2 separate regions of the Mus musculus genome follow, and region 1 is linked to region 2. The links are chromatin loops, found by intact Hi-C in ENCODE. Cell type or tissue: heart. All regions are shown on one strand.

Region 1 (8,000 bases), 130 kb before region 2:
TCTTATATGAATATTCCCTAAGGACAGAACTCTACATCACTCCAGAATTTTTAAGTGGCATTTTATAAAGAACATTTTACTTCCTGAGTAAAATCAAAAAGGTCAAAATTAATATTATATGTGTGTCTAACCCTTCGTAAATTTATTGAGACATTATTGATGAAATTAACTGAGTAAATATTTTTTTTATCTGTACAATGATGAAAATACACTTTAGTTAGTTTCTGTAGTTAAAATTTCAATAACGTGTTTATTTGCAAATATGCTGATTTGAAATATTCAAAACAGTAGCACATTATTTTCCAATTCATCTGCTTTTTTTTTTTTTTTTTTTTTTTAGTATTAGAATTTTGAAAACATGTGCTGTGATTTCTTTGGAGCTCGTCCATTCTTGAATTCTGGCAAAACACAAAAATGAAATTAATTTCCTCGAAGGTATGAATAGTATTTTCTTCATTATTTCATCTGCTAAACACTTTCCAGGGAGCACCATTACTTGGCTATGGTAATTTCCTTCAACTCCACAATATTATTCCAAGCAAAATGTGAATTTTTAACATACGTTCCCATTGCTGAATTACATTAAAGTACTTTCATTCTGAGGCTTATGATAGGGCTCACTGGGTGCATGTTGTGCAACTATTAGGATCTGCATTTAGAAGTCTATCACACATGGACCCATGGTATATCCATGAATTTTACTGAAACACCAGGGCTCTGGAAAGCAGAGATAGAAGAATTCTGAGGAGGTCTGACAGCCAGCTTATCAACAGAGAAAGTGAGAATCTCTCTCTAAAGAGAGAAAAGGTACAGAATGATATAACAGGAAATCTACTTACTTATTCCAGCCACTTCATGCATAGACATGGCATGTGCAACTTTTCTGTACACATATCTGCTATCCACCCCACACAGTCTCTCAAAACATAATTTCCTCTTACATTAACATCAGCTAAATACTGTATACCCTCTTGTACTCCATTGACCTCTGTTTCCAACTAATTCTAGCACTTATGATGAGTCTGATTCCGCAGGAAGTGTTTATATGGTTACTTATATTGCTTCAAAAAGCTTTTTAATAAATGATAGATTTCACTGTGATATTTGTAAAAAGTGCTTTTCTGTAAGATGTTTCAAACCTAACCTTTGCTGAAATGCTTATCTGAATGTTTTACTTCTCACAAACATTCCTCGAAATGCAATTCCTGTTCAGTCATAGATCAATATAATCACATCTGACTACTATTTTTTTTTTTTTTGGTTTGGTTGGTTGGTTGGTTTTTAAACAATTTTACTAGATTAAAAACTTTGAAAAACTTTTAAAACTTTGCCATTTGGGGAAGTTATAACTTTGTGCTAAGAATCTCTTGTGAGACTATGCCAGGGCCTAGCAAACACAGAAGTGGATGATCACAGTCAGCTATTGGATGGATCACACGGCCCCCAATGGAGGAGCTAGAGAAATTACCCAAGGAGCTAAAGGGTACAGCAACCCTATAGGTGGAACAACAATATGAACTAACCAGTACCCCGGAGCTCTTGTCTCTAGCTGCATATGTATCAAAAGATGGCCTAGTCGGCCATCATTGCAAAAAGAGGCCCATTGGACTTGCAAACTTTATATGCCCCAGTACAGGGGAACCCCAGGGCCAAAAAGGGGGAGTGGGTGGGTAGGGGATGGGGGGTGGGTATGGGGGACTTTTGGGATAGCATTGAAAATGTAAACGAGAAAAATACCTAATAAAAAATAAATTAAAAAAAGAAAGATACGCATATATTGATGCAGATTGTATTGAAGAAATACACATGATAGGTATGAATTGCACACTGCATGAGCACCCCTTGGAAAGAATGAGGAAAGTATGCAATCTGCATTAGGACAGGACATATTTGCTAAGGAGTCTCCTATTAGTTCAATGCTTGCCTATCACCAAATTGAATCCTTACCCTTTTTCAAATTAAGGAATTTAAGGCTGGGGTATTACTCAATGGTATAAAAGTTGCCTACAATGCCTGAGGCCTCATTATATAAAAATAAAATACTTTAAATGTAAATGAAAAGTAAATTAAAATAAGGAATCCCATGCTTTTTATCTTGTGTCTCCTTGGTCCTATTTTGCTTTTGTTCTGGTGTAACACTGTCAACAGACCAGGACAATAGGATAGTTAGCTCTAAACAACTCACAATATCTTAGATGGTTGGGTCTTGGAGAATAATTGGAATGTAGAAGGTGGAAAAAGGGGCAGTTCATTCCTTAAGAAGAAAAGTATCATAATGACATGAAACGAAATGTACAGAGAAATAATAATTAGTTTCTCCTACCTAAGAAAAATAAATTTGGGGAAATGCTGAATAGTTAGATTTTTTCCTGGTGAAAGGTTTTATTTGTTTCACTCAACAATAGTAAAAAATAAGTACATCAGTGAGTACATCACATGTCATTGTACATCAGTGAGTACGTCACATGTCATTGTGTGACCATTTCCTGTATGGGACTTGAACATCACCAGACTTTGTAAGAGATCTTGGGGTCAAGAATTTCTCTAAGATACAAATGATGACATTAATAATTGTACATAAGTAAATGCATTGATTATCTATCTAAAATATGCTTTCATGATTACACAGATCTTTATTATTTACAAAACATACAGTCTTCTCAAAACTGCTATTGAAATTTTATAGTGCTTGGAAGAATTCATTTACAGAAGAAATTTCAAAAACTTTTTAGAGTTTGTTTGTGGAAAACTCATTTTTTGCTGTTGTGCATATTACAGTTTTTCAACGGATTAGAACATGACAAAGAGATGAAATACACCCTAGTGGGCTATTCTACATGAAAGCAAATAATTGTGTCGTTTTCCGAATGGGAATAAAGGTGCAAAGAAGAGCAAGAAGACATGACATCAAGGCTATTGAAGTTAAGTAAAATATATTTAGTCATATTCTAGGCTGAGTGTTGGAAAACATGTTAAGATTTTTCCCTAAATCTTCATACACTGGGAAAATCTGGCCAATAATATATTTAGAATACACAGCAATAAAAAAAGAAAGATAACACTAAAAATAACTGCCAACTCTTAAACTGTAACAAGGTATGTAGTCAAGATATGAAAAAAAAAGTTCTGTCCCTAATTAGAGCAGGTAAACATTAGAATGGGCCACCAGGGAAGGTCTCTGCACACTCTCTCTGGGGAAGAACTCATTGATGGTAAAGGGTGGAGGTAAGGTCTTACTGCAGGAAGGAAAGGAATAGGTGACCTCTGAATTCATAAGTCACACTCTGCCTGTTTTCTACTGCCTGACTTAGTTATTCATCAGCTTTCATTTAATTCAAGGGTATCATTAACAGTACTGAAGTTTCTACAAGTTAGTTCTCTTCAGATTTAATGAGTATAATTTAAGTGTAACCAAAGCATTTTGCCAAAGTGTAATGAAAAAAAAACAAAACAAAACAAAAACAAAAAACAAAACTTACAACTCATAGGAGAACAACAATATCAACCAAACAGAACCCCTACCCCAGAGCTCCAAGAGACTAAACCACCAACCAACCACATGGAGGAACCCATAGCTCCAGCTTCCTATGTAGCAGAGGATGGCCTTATCTAATATTAACGGGAAGAGAGGCCCTTTGTCATGGGGAGGCTCGATGCCCCAGTGTAGGGGAATTCCATGGTGGGGAGGCAAGAGTGAATAGGTTGGTGGGGTACCACTGTCATAGAAGCAGTGAGAGGGAGGATGGTATAGGGGGTTTCCGGAGGAGAAAACAGGAAAGGGGATAACATTTGAAATGTAAAAAAAATAAAGTATTCGATAAAAAAATTTTAAAATAACTGTTTGATGCAGAAAGAATGCACACTATATGTTAAGATTAAGATGTGTTACTTCAGGAAAATTCTTGTAAAAGCATATATTTATATGAAGTATGACACAAGAGTCATTTTGGTGAATATAAAAGATATAAAATTTACAAGCAATGCTTTTTATATTTCCTCCTCTATGTAAATACTTGACCCTCCCTTTTTCTTCACAACATCCTAACTCATGAAAAATTACATTTTATACTCTACATAGGTGAAATTATGCCAATCAAAAGAGTAAAGGTCAATAAATAATTAGACAATAGAGATCACACTTCTGTCTTGATCTTAAGAGATTTATTCCTTCATTCTTCAATTTAAATAATAGTATAAATGGAAGATAGTAATTTTCTATTATGACAACAGACTTTAAAGTATCTAAAAAGTATTTCTTAAACATATATTTAGTGTCAAATTTAAAATTTCATCGGTTTATACCCTTTTCTATAAATAGTATTTTTCTTTGGAGTCATAGGCAGAATGACCACTAATCAAGTCTACTTGAAATTACTTTTCTTTGACTATTAGTTCACACTTAAAAACAAAATACACAGAATGATAAAAATAAATAACACCAAGTAGTGGTTGTATTTGAGCTATATAGATAACACACTACACTGTATATCTCGACAATAATTTTAAAAATAAGAATAGCTTAGGGTAATTGCTTTAGCCATAAGATTTTTGCAACCTTAATCAAATACAATAAACCAAATTGTACTCAAGTCCTTTAGAGCTAATAGATAAATAATTTAGAAGAAAAAATTTTCACTGACTTAGTAGCTTAACATCAAGGCAGTGAAACTGAATTGAATTAAGCTTTTACATATTTTCAAAAGATACCCATATATTTCTCTGAGTAAGGGCATAATAGTCCCTTACATAGTACAACCTCTTAAATTTGTATAAACAAAAGTACCTGAATAAGATTAAAAATGGAAAGTCTTAAACGAAGATATTTTAGTTCTGATCTCTCCCTTCCATTATAGCAATTATTTCAGCATATTTGGTCAAAGTTAAATTATTTTCAAGAAATTATTACATTTATCCTTCCAGACCAATTAACAATCCTTTCCACCATGCCCACCCACCTTATAAATTTTAATTTTTAGTGGAGAAGGAATTAAATAATATTTTCACTGAAATTAAGCTAAGCTAAATTCTTGCTGCAATGACTTTAATATTATTCATCTACATCCAAAGATTACCTACAAGCAATAGTAAAGCATATTTAGGCCTTACACATTTACAAACTATTGTATGTTTTAGTTTTCTCTGTTGCAGTGTAAAGAATTCAGGAGAAAGACAGGGCTCAAGGAAGGAACAGGTCACAAACCCACCCCTCTTTTTTTTTTTTTTTTTTTTTTTTTTTTTTTTTTTTTTTTTTTTTAAATCTCTGTTTTGTAACCATGGTAAAACAATAGAAGTGAACTTTGTGTGAACTTTTCTCTTTAAAGGACTGGGTCCACGTTGACCTAGCAGGGCAAGCTGGAACCTGATACTATCAACCTCAGGGCTGTTAAAGCAATCAGGTTCAACAACTATATATGTTCTCTAATGTCATTCTCCCACAAAGCCAAGGCAAAAGCTAGCTATTTCTAGCAAAGAATTTCTTTCCATTGTTTCAGAGATTAATTCAATAGACTAAATGTGCATAAAACATTGAATGAATGGTAGCTGACAGAAATATATTATTGTTCTCTTATAATTATGTTGTACCAAAGCACATTGATAGATAAGGATTAATCCACAAAAAGTACTATATAAAGCCCCACAATACATAAATAAAGAACAGATGGTTTAAATCATTATACATCCAAGTGATCTTACATTTAAGCCCAGATATTTTATTAATTTCTCATGGAAATCTGTCTTTAAAAGGTAACATTTCTGTATTTTAAAATACCATGCTTTTCTAAGGGCAATAAAGTTAGGAAGACACAATTTATTAAATCAACTAACTAGACTATGGTTTATTTCTGCAAACCAAAATGTGACCAAGAACTAAATGGATATTGACAGTCCCGACATAAAACCAGTCTTCAGAGCAGGTTACATTCTAACCAAATAAATGTCATAAATGGGTAACATATCCAGAAACAATTATGGAAAGAAATCTAATTTCTAATGTTCATAAATAATCATAACATGTAATATATATATGTATATATATAGTCTGTTCATAGCTTCTTTTAAACAATTATACTATTAAAGTTAATAATAATGTAATAAAGATAATTTTTTCTATCATCATTGACACTCACAAATTAGTCTCTATAGATATTTAAAATAAATATATCATCATGGTAATACTTCATCTCCTTCAGCATCACTGCTTAATGAGATGCTCACTGTAGCTCTGAATATCATTCCATATGAGTTGGTTTCTGTTGTGTCTTCTCAGAAAAGTTTTCACTCCAAGCATCTATTTGAATCATGAGAGGAAACCTTTGCCATGGTACCCAGAAGCCTCAGCATATCAGAAAGAATTATAGTTGGGTTTGAAACAGTAAAGAAGTTTGAAAAACTAACTGATTAGAGATAGTTATGCACATACACACACACATACACACACACACACACACACACACACACACACACACACACACATCCAGAATGAAGGTAACTGCATTAATATTCTACTTTATGCTACTTGTCTACCATGAAATAACGAAAGAATCCCCTTTTTAGCAATAAAATATGTATAACAGCCTTTTCCCCACAGGATAGCTTAAGCTGGATGTTCGTTATGGTTTAGTGTTGTAGAAGGATGACATATACAAAGGCTTTCATGTAGCTGCATTTGAACATCTAGTATTGAGTACATTTGAGAGGTGACCAGACCAACCACAAATGTTAAAGTCCTAGTTCAACACGACTTAATACAATTAAATCCTTTAAGAAAATCGAGAATTAATAGGTCCATTTAATTCTTAAACTGATCTTGCAGATAGTCCCATGAGAATACTTCTACATTGCAGGGAAACTGTTAACTTGGTTTTGGAGCACCCTCTTGAAAATACTAAGAAGCATAAATGGGAGTTTTAAAATTTAAGGGTGTGAGAGGCATTAGACAAAGAAACACAAAAGACCCAGAGAATGAACCTAGTCAGTTAACTGATGTTTGCACACTGGCTCCATTGAGTCTCTTTAGTTTGAAATGTAAGTAGTTTAGGTGCTGGTGACTTTAATGTGAAAAAGGGAAAGGGTAACATATTCAGGAGATTTACTTTGTACCAAGTAAAAAATATCTATCTCATTTAAATCCCAGCACTGTACTGCAGATATTACTTCTGCTCCTCAGATGAGAAAACTCAGATCAGACTGTCCCAATAGCATGGCTCATAAATTTCAGATCTCCGTGTCTGATCCATGGATCTGTGACTTCAAAGCCTGTGCTTATTCCATTATACCCTGGCACCTCTGGATAATAGGGACAAAGGTCACTTTGCCATGGATCAAAAGACAGAAGGCATCATTTATTACATGCCTTTCCTTGGCAAGTCACTCAGCCTTCTGGAATCCACAACTTTCCTTCCATCCGAGGAGGCTATAGGAGATAAAACGATCAAAACTGAAATGAATACCCATGTGAGCTCATGTTATTATAGGATGATCAGCTAGAAGTGTGAACCAAGAGAATAAGGGAAAGATGCAAGCCTCTACACCCTAATGTTCAGGAGTACAGTCTAGTGTTTTGTGTCTTTCCAAGTTTCCTCTGTGTTGTTGTCCTTTTTCCACCCTACTAGATTTTTTTTGTATGAAGATATCACAGGAAATTTTGCTATCCATCCAAATTCATGCCATTGGCCAGTTCTTGTAGATTAAACTAAGGAGTGTTAAGTAACTTGAAACTGCACTTCTTTTCCTCTTAGAAGGAGTAGAAGCCACCACTTCTACAAACCAAAGCAGAGGATTCATTCCATCTCCTATCCATCTCCACGTCTCAATTTAATGGTCATCAGATCCATTCAGTTGTGTATATATGTGTGAGCGTGTGTGTGAATATCTATCTCTATCTCTATCTCTATCTCTATCTCTATCTCTATCTCTATCTCTATCTCTATCTCTATCTCTATCTCTATCTCTATATCTATCTCTATATCTATCATCACTATCTCTCTCTCTCGATCTCC
Region 2 (8,000 bases):
CTTGAGAAGGTAATGTAATACTGATTGATAGTCAAATCACCTTGTGTTCTTAAAATGACAACTACTTGGTGGCAAATTAACCTAATTTGCAAATACTACTTACATTCCAGAAACAAACATCAAATGAGAAACAATAAACCATATTATGTTTTTGTGTGTTGGTCAATCACATGTAGTAAATCGTCAAAGAAAGGAATGATTTATGCTCAAACCCTGCCAAGACTTTAATCAATATTGGGTGTCACATCCCAGGGGACAAGGGAAGTGAGGAAAAAGAGGTGTCTAATATTTGTCTCACTAATTTACATGCAACTCCCATGAAATGCAGTAGATTAAAAACAAAACAAAACAAAAAAGCAAGCAATGAGTAATAGAGAGGTGATTTTTTAAAATATCTGTTTCAAATATATTTGTATATTTCTGTATCAAATAAATTTGTATAAAGAAACTGGGCATGTGTAAGGAAACTGCGCATGGAGAAAATATTTGAAGCTAACAAAATAAAATATTATTTATAAAAATTAAGTTTATTTCATCATAATGTTTACTAAACGTATTTTTCTAAAAGTAAAACAATTTATAACCATGCACATTTTTGACAATAATTATATTTGAAATTAACTGCAAGGAACATCTTAACAAATATTAGCTACATAACTCAAATACTTATAGTCTATACTACAAGGTGATAGTCTCATCTCTCATTAATATATTAGTAATTAAGCTATAATTTTCTAACATTTGTAAACCAGAAAGAAATAAGTTATAAATCCAAACTAGCTTCCATATTTTATGACTTGGTCATCTAATCATGTCACTTTCTGTTTGAAATGTTATAAAATGAGGCACTTGGTTTTATAGGAATTGTTAATCTACCATAGCACAAACACTTCCAAAGCATAGTTTCTTCACATGAAATAATTCCTGAATGTCTCTGAGCCAGACATCATGAGTGCCTGTCAGGAGTGAGGGAATCTGGATTTGTGTTGAAAGTCCCATGTCAATGCAAAGCAGACAACGAAGAAAATGTTAAATAAATACTGCCCCAACATCCTATCTTTATTAAAAACCCTTGACAAGAAAAATAAAGCAAAGAATTACTGGGAAAGCTACAGTTCTTACAGTAAAACTGTATTCAGATATGACCCTGAAACATAAAAGGCTTGGCATATCTTCCAATTTATGTCCATGGATAGCATCCACTTTAAAGACAAAAGAATGCTGTTTATGAATCTATGTGTATACATGTAAAGGATTGAATGAGGTAGTCTGTTTAAATGAAAAACTTTGGAAATCTCAGGCTACACAGAAGCCAAGTCATAGTCTGGTTTTTAAAAAAAAAAACAGAAATATCGTCTTCTTCCAATAATCAAGAAAACAAGCATTTCAGAACAAATGTAAGACTCACTTTTCATTCCATGAATTCACAGAAAAATCAAACTTTAATCCAAATCTGCAAACAAGCAATTGACTGACACAAACAAACTTGACCATGGACATAATGACTTTTTGTTGTTGCTGTTGTTGTTATTTAATGGTTAGCAGTTAATTAACTGACCTCCGCTGCAACAGCCAAGTTCAGACAACTAATGTTTAGTTTTAAAATAATAATTGTAGGAAACTGACCAAGGTCAGACTTTGTCTTTCAACAACTTTGAAATGGGTTTCCTTAGATGTTCTTTCATGTTTTGAGACCTGTATTATATTTAGGTTTACTATCTAGAAGGTGACAGTGCCTTTTTCTTCTCCTAGAGGTAATGACAGATGGCTTCCACATTTACTCTAATTTTCATAGAGAGCATACTAATTCAATAGCCCCAAGCAAATTAAATCGACTTTAGGATTTGCTACCTTCCTGAGTCACTCTCAAATTGTTTATTAATGTTTTTTTCCTTTAGCATCACTTTTTAGTTTCCTAAAATTCCCTGAAATGTAAATATTGCTGAGTCCTCATAGATATATATATATATATATATCTCCTATAATACTGAGAATACTAAAATTTAATATCACAGACACCCACTGCTACACAGCACATAATATGTACACAAGACACTATGTTTATCTATATAACGAATCATATATGAGAAATGTTATTACTTATATATTTTCAGTAATACAATGAACAAATTTTCCCTTGGTCTGTTAAATACCCAGAATTGAAAGAAACTAGGGTGAAAGATGTCACTCTAATCTAGATTAATAAAAACAAAATCTTAACACCAAAGCATAAACCAGGTTTAAATGAAAATAAAAATAGTTTGCAAGTTCAAAGAACAAAGTATTCCAGCTATTGCTTTCAAAATAAAGACCGGAAAAGATAACCCTTATAATTAGTATTAAATTGCTAATATGGTAACATGCAATTTGTATATTTTTGGTGAGAGAAAGTTCAAATGCAAAGTTCCATTTCCTGGCCTATGGCTGTGTTGGGAGAACCTATGTAGGTGTATATTCAAATCTTCTCAGAATAACTAGCAGAATTTCCATGGATTTAAGTGTAAAAGGCTCTCTAGTTGATATATAAAATCAAAATGTGATAGTCAGTCAGCACTTTCCCTGCCTAAGAATAGCTTGAAGTAGGATGTTAGAACAAAACATTTAATCACAAAATATTAAGGCCAAATGAAATATAATTAGGGTGCAGATGACGTATTTTTAAAGGGATACACAATTCTACTGAGTTTAAGTGATCTTTGGCCTTGGAACTTAAGACTCCAGAACTGTTAGGAACCTCTGGGAAGGAAAAATGGACAAAGGAAGAAAAGGATGATGGTTGGAGGGACCGGAAAGAGGAGGAAAGAAAGTAAAAAGAAAACTTTTTTTTTTAAAGTAACTTTAAGACTATCCTCCGACTATATGACTAAAACTACCATTTAAAGTCTTGGTATCATAACATCACAGAGCCACTGTAAGGAGTTCCTCACAGGGTGTGTGTGTGTGTGTGTGTGTGTGTGTGTGTGTGTGTGTGTGCTCATGTCAGTGTGTGCCTGCACATATGTAAAATGACTGTTGATTATTCAGCACGAGAAACACAATGGATATTGGGAGAAGAGCAGGCATTTCGTTAGTGAAGAGGAAAGCTGCATCTCAATTTGTCACAGAGTCAGTGTGACAGCCAGCAACACAAGTGTCTGAACTGACTTCCAGTTTTACTGTGCATTGTTCATGACTCTACAACAATGTCCTGGGTGCTTCTGGTAGTTTTTACGACAGGTTTTGGACAAATATGTTATCTTCTGGACAACCAAGAATGACAGTTATCTGACTAAATGGCATTTAGCAATCAGCATGCCCACCCGTGCCCAATGCCATCTGGCCACCCACCGGATCCAGTAGAAGCATGTGTGCGCGCACGTATGTGCGAGCAGGACACACACACACACACACACACACACACCACAGCTGAAATAAGAGGTCAAGACAGGAACATCAAAACATCAAATAAACACAGAAAGGAATTGCTAGCTAGGTCAGTTAAGTTGGGATGGAGTTCTGGTCTTTTCCTTTCTCTTCCCAGGCCCTACAGAGGAATAGTCTCAAAGAAATTGCTGGTGGCTTTGGGTCTGGTTTCTCACCTCTCCTGTCCAGTTTCCTTAGCTCTGTTAAGAGCCTCTGCTTTTTCCCCTCACCATTAAGCTTATTTTAAAGGTACCAAAGTGTGCGTATGTGCATGTGTGTGTGTGTGTGTGTGTGTGTGTGTGTGTGTGTGTGTATGAATCTTTTCTCCCAGTTCCCAAGTGCCTACTTATGATCTCCAACTTTCTCTACTTTCTTTCTCTCAGAACCTCTGAACTTATCCCTCTGCCAGCAGCTGGATCATTTCTACCCCGAAACTGACAAGTTGCCCCACTCCCGCCCCCTCTCGGTAGATCCTCCCCCAGTGAGCGTTCATTAGCATAAAACTGGTTGGGTCAGGGACTGTCCCAAGGCCACCTCGGCGCACATGCACAAGGAAGACTAGGCGAGAAGTATTCAAGCCCTTAGCATCCTGTGGCAAAAGGACCACCTGCACCTTTCCTGAGCTACTAAACTCAGAAAAGAAAGTGGAAAGAAAAAAGAAAAAGAAAGAGCGAAGACTGGTCAATCCGCACTTTGAAAAGAGGGCGAGCAAGTCCCTTTCTTTTCTTCCCCACCTCTCCAATTCAGCTTCCAAGAGTCTGGGGCACCAGGTCATCTCCTAAAGAACAAAACGTGTTTGTGCCCTCGCATTTGCCCCGGGGCAAACGTACTTCTTTTTTTCTTTTCACGAGCGCGTGCGCGCGCGCGCGTACACACACGCACACACACACACACACACACACACACAGATAGGGAGACACAAACACACACATCCGCGCACACACAAACCCCTCCCCTACACAGGCTTCCCTCTGGGATGTGGGGCTGAACTCTTTGGTTGAACTCTCAGATTACCCCTGCTCCTCTCAGCGCCCGGTACTGTTCCGGTGCTGACTTCTCAGCGCCGCTCTCAGCTGCCAGCCCACCCTCTTTTCTTACTAGAGGAGCCCCCCTATCCCAGAGCGCATCCCTCAGCTTCGGAGCCCTGCAGGATCAGGGTCACGACCTCCCTCCTATCCCAGAGGTGCCCAGAGGCTTCTTGGAGGAACCCAGGTCCCAGGAGTGCACACTCAGGCAGTAGTGTCCGGAACGGGTGCAGGTCACCAGCGCGCCCGGGAAGGGGCTGTGACTCCTGGGAAGGCACCTTCCTCTGGTTCCCCACTCTGCATCCCAAGCTCAGCGGCAGCCTAGCCCGAATGCCCTAGGAAGCATCAGGAACACCCGGCCGGCACGGATCAGGCCGCGAGCAGTGCGAACTTGCCCAGGAGGTCGGGCGAAGGAGACTAGCCCCGGGGACCGACAGGAGAGGGCCGTGCTCGCCAGGGCGCGCAGCTCGCGGACGCGCTGAGCGGGCGGCGCCGGGAAGGGAGCAGGGGAAGGGCGAGGAGGAGGGTGGGAAAGGACCAGGGCGACAGAAGGTTTCCCCTCCGCTCTTTACCTGGCGTTGGTGCAGTCATTGTAGAGGGTCTCGAAGTCCTTCCTGGAGATGAGTTTGCAGCGGTTCACTCCGGGCTGGATGGCCCCCAGTCCCCTCAGGATGCGAACCTGTTCCACATTGCACACCACCGGCGTGATCTCCAACCGCTTCAGCTTGGTGTAGACGGTGTGCAAGCCCCCCACCAAGTGCTTCAGGAACAGGTCGAAAGCCTGGGGCAGGCAGATCAGCTCGCAGCCCTCCACCGTAAAGGAAGCCACTTTGGCCCCTCTCAGATCCACCATTTTGCACTCATTATTCTGGGGGGTGTTTTCCACTGGGGACGGGGTTGAGTACACGGGTTTCCCAGGGAGGGGGCCGCAGCTGCTGCTGCTACTGCTGCTGCTGCTGCTACTGCTGCTGCTGCTGCTACTGCTGCTGCTGCTGCTGCTACTGCTGCTGCTGCCGGTGCTCGCGGTGATGGGGGTGCTGGAGGCGCCGCCGCCGCCAGCGCTAACGCCGCCGCCGCTGCTCCCGGCCGCCAGGCTGGGGTTGCAGTTGCTCCCGCCGCCGCCTCCGTTGCCGCCGCTGCCACCGCCGCCTCCGCTGCCGCCGCCGCCGCCACCAGGAGAGGTGACTGTGGCCGCGGCTGAAGAAGAAGCAGAAGAGGCAATGGGCTCCGGCCGGAACAGAGTTGGCCCAGACGACGCCGGGGGTCCGATGGATGGAGCCGGAGACGAGGTCGCCGAGGAGGTGGAGGTGGTGGTGCCCGAGGAGGAAGCAGAAGTAGAGATCGGGGGTTGAGGGGGGACCAGCTGGGTCGGAGGGATCAAAGCCGCCGGCACTGCCATGGTCACATATAAGGGGAAACAGAAGGAGGAGAAGCGAGGGGGAAAAGTTGCCACACACCCCCCAAAGGGGAAGGGGGAGAAAGGGGGACAAGGATCGAGGTGGGGGGGGGGGCAGAGACAACAAGCACTCTAGGAAGGAACCTTAGTTGGAGAGAGGGAGAGAAGAGGAGAAAAAGGAGGTGAGGTTAAGAAAGAGCGAGCGCAGGAGGGGCGAGCGCGAGAGGCGCTCGAGAGAGAAACGCACAAAAGTGTCCCGCAAGTCGAAATGCGAGTCCTCTCTCGGGGCTGGGATCGCGGGCTGCTCTTGGGGGGGGAGAGGCGGGGGTGGGGCGGGGAGGGTCGGCTGGTGGTGTGTGGGTCCCGCTCTAGCACAAAGTTAAGGATGAAGGTGAAAAGGAGGAGGGTTGAGGGACTTGGGTTCTCCCTGGCAAGTACATTGATCAAAGATTGAGAGGGGAATGACAGAGAGAAAATGAGCTGAAAGTGCAGGCTGCCGGCTGGACGAGTTGTTGTTGTCACACGGTGCGGAGGGGAGGAGCTCCGGATACTTGAAATACCCTTTGAAGCCGCGAAAACCTCACTCACTAGTATTAACCCAAATTATCCAACCAGGAACTCGGAGCACAGACTCCAAGAGCGCGAGACCGAGGAAAGGGGGTGGGTAGAAAACGGGAGTGGGGGGGGAGGGTACGGAGGAAAAGGGTGGGAGGAAAGCCCTAGAAAAGCCGGGGCCCAAGAGTGGTGCTCAGAGAGAGGGAGAGAAAGCTGGTCATCTACTTCTCTCGCGCTGCTACCGTTACATCCCCTGCCACCTCCTCTGTGGCTTTGAAGGAGAAGACTCTTAGCTCCCACCCACCCACCCACCCCAAAAAGGTTCTGAGCAAACGCCTCATGACTGAAAGAGCGGCGGTGCCGCTGCCAGCTCACCTTCAAGGATTTAGGTTCACACACACACACACACACACACACACACACGCGCGCGCGGGGCATTTGTGCAAGCAGTTACAAAAGGAAACATCCCCAGCTCATGACTGTTGGGCAATTATTATTATTATTATTATTATTATTATTATTATTATTATTATTATTATTATTATTATAGGAAAATTCACATGTAAGCAGTGTGGACTATTTTGTGTATCTGACGGGTTTTTTTTCTATATCAAAAATGTTTATATAAAGATAAAGAAGAGTTTTCAAGCTGCGGGAAGAAAGTCACTTAAGAATAATGGGTGCTCCTGATCCTAGTAGACAGGGATACAGTGGATTAAAACAACTTCCCTTTCACCTCCAGAGATTGGTCAGGGATGACTTCTTTATCTAGAAATTTCTAAAGAGATCAGCTGTCCTTGAAGATTAGAAAGTAGAATACAAAAACACACTGATGTTTCTTACCCAAAACTCTAATTAATTCACCTGGTCTTGCACAGTAATCAACTCTCATTTCTCCTTCAGTACCCGAGGAGAGTCGAAAGTGTGTTATTTAAGTCACACAATAATTATTGGGTTCCTTTCATATTTGGAAAGTCCTGCTATGTTTTGGGAACTTCGTTTTTGCTTTCTCAGTGAGAATGTGTTTGTAAAGAATGAAATAGAAACTAAGCCTCCTGGTTGACTTGTAAACACAGAAGGCAGAAGGGAATAGTGGTTTGGGGCTGCATGAGGGGAGTAAGACACTCATTTTCTCCTCCTGTCTTCTCTAACTTGTTGCACAGCGATGTTTTTTCCGGGATGTTTGACCAGCATAGAATTTGAGCATAGGTCCTGTGTGTTTGTTGCTTATATCTCTAGGAATCTGGAGTAGTTAGGCATTGAACCTGTCTACACATGTCTAAAGATTTCATAAGATGTGAGGAGGCAGCATATGACAGATTTAAGAAATAAACTATTATAACAGGCTTGTTGATTTGAGAAATGTTAGGATGTTATTTTTGCCATTTAGGTATTGAAATTATCACTTTTGTCTTTATCTTTTTAAATCCACTGAACTCTGAAGTTTATTGTCTAAGTATATAGGAATCCGTTAAAGTGAAATATGACACTATTGTCTTATTACTCTTTTATGCTAAACTTTGAGGCACAATACTTGCATTGGAAGGCTTTCTTACAGTGTAAGAATTTTTTAAAAATTGAATAAAAGTATATAAACTTCTACAAAGATAGATGAAGCTTTC

What was found. Hi-C counts contacts between places; a loop is a spot of excess contacts. Peaks named below come from ENCODE experiments on the same cell type or tissue, not always from the same donor. Only the 100,000 strongest peaks of a DNase experiment are listed, where the experiment ranks them.
Region 1: a loop joins it to region 2, with 2.4 times the contacts of the local background. A loop is called at or near these places in 3 of 42 quality-filtered maps.

What each region holds. Positions count from the first base shown.
Region 1 is chr14:98,030,097-98,038,096 of GRCm38, forward strand. The region is part of intron 1 of Dach1 (dachshund family transcription factor 1); the gene reads right to left. Among named protein-coding and RNA genes, the nearest start is that of Gm25831, 66 kb to the left of the region's middle. In heart, no CTCF peak of the experiment used is centred here; no DNase peak of the experiment used is centred here.
Region 2 is chr14:98,163,484-98,171,483 of GRCm38, forward strand. It overlaps Dach1 (dachshund family transcription factor 1), which reads right to left and starts at 6,282. Exons shown (of 12, transcript NM_007826.3): 1 at 5,000-6,282. The coding sequence starts at 5,826. It overlaps Gm33583 (a long non-coding RNA gene), which reads left to right and starts at 6,421. Exons shown (of 2, transcript XR_003951195.1): 1 at 6,421-6,483. In heart, CTCF peaks have their summits at 3,877 and 5,560; DNase peaks (open chromatin) are centred at 3,878, 4,428, 4,808, 6,418 and 1 weaker place; H3K4me3 peaks cover 4,469 bases; H3K27ac peaks cover 3,625 bases.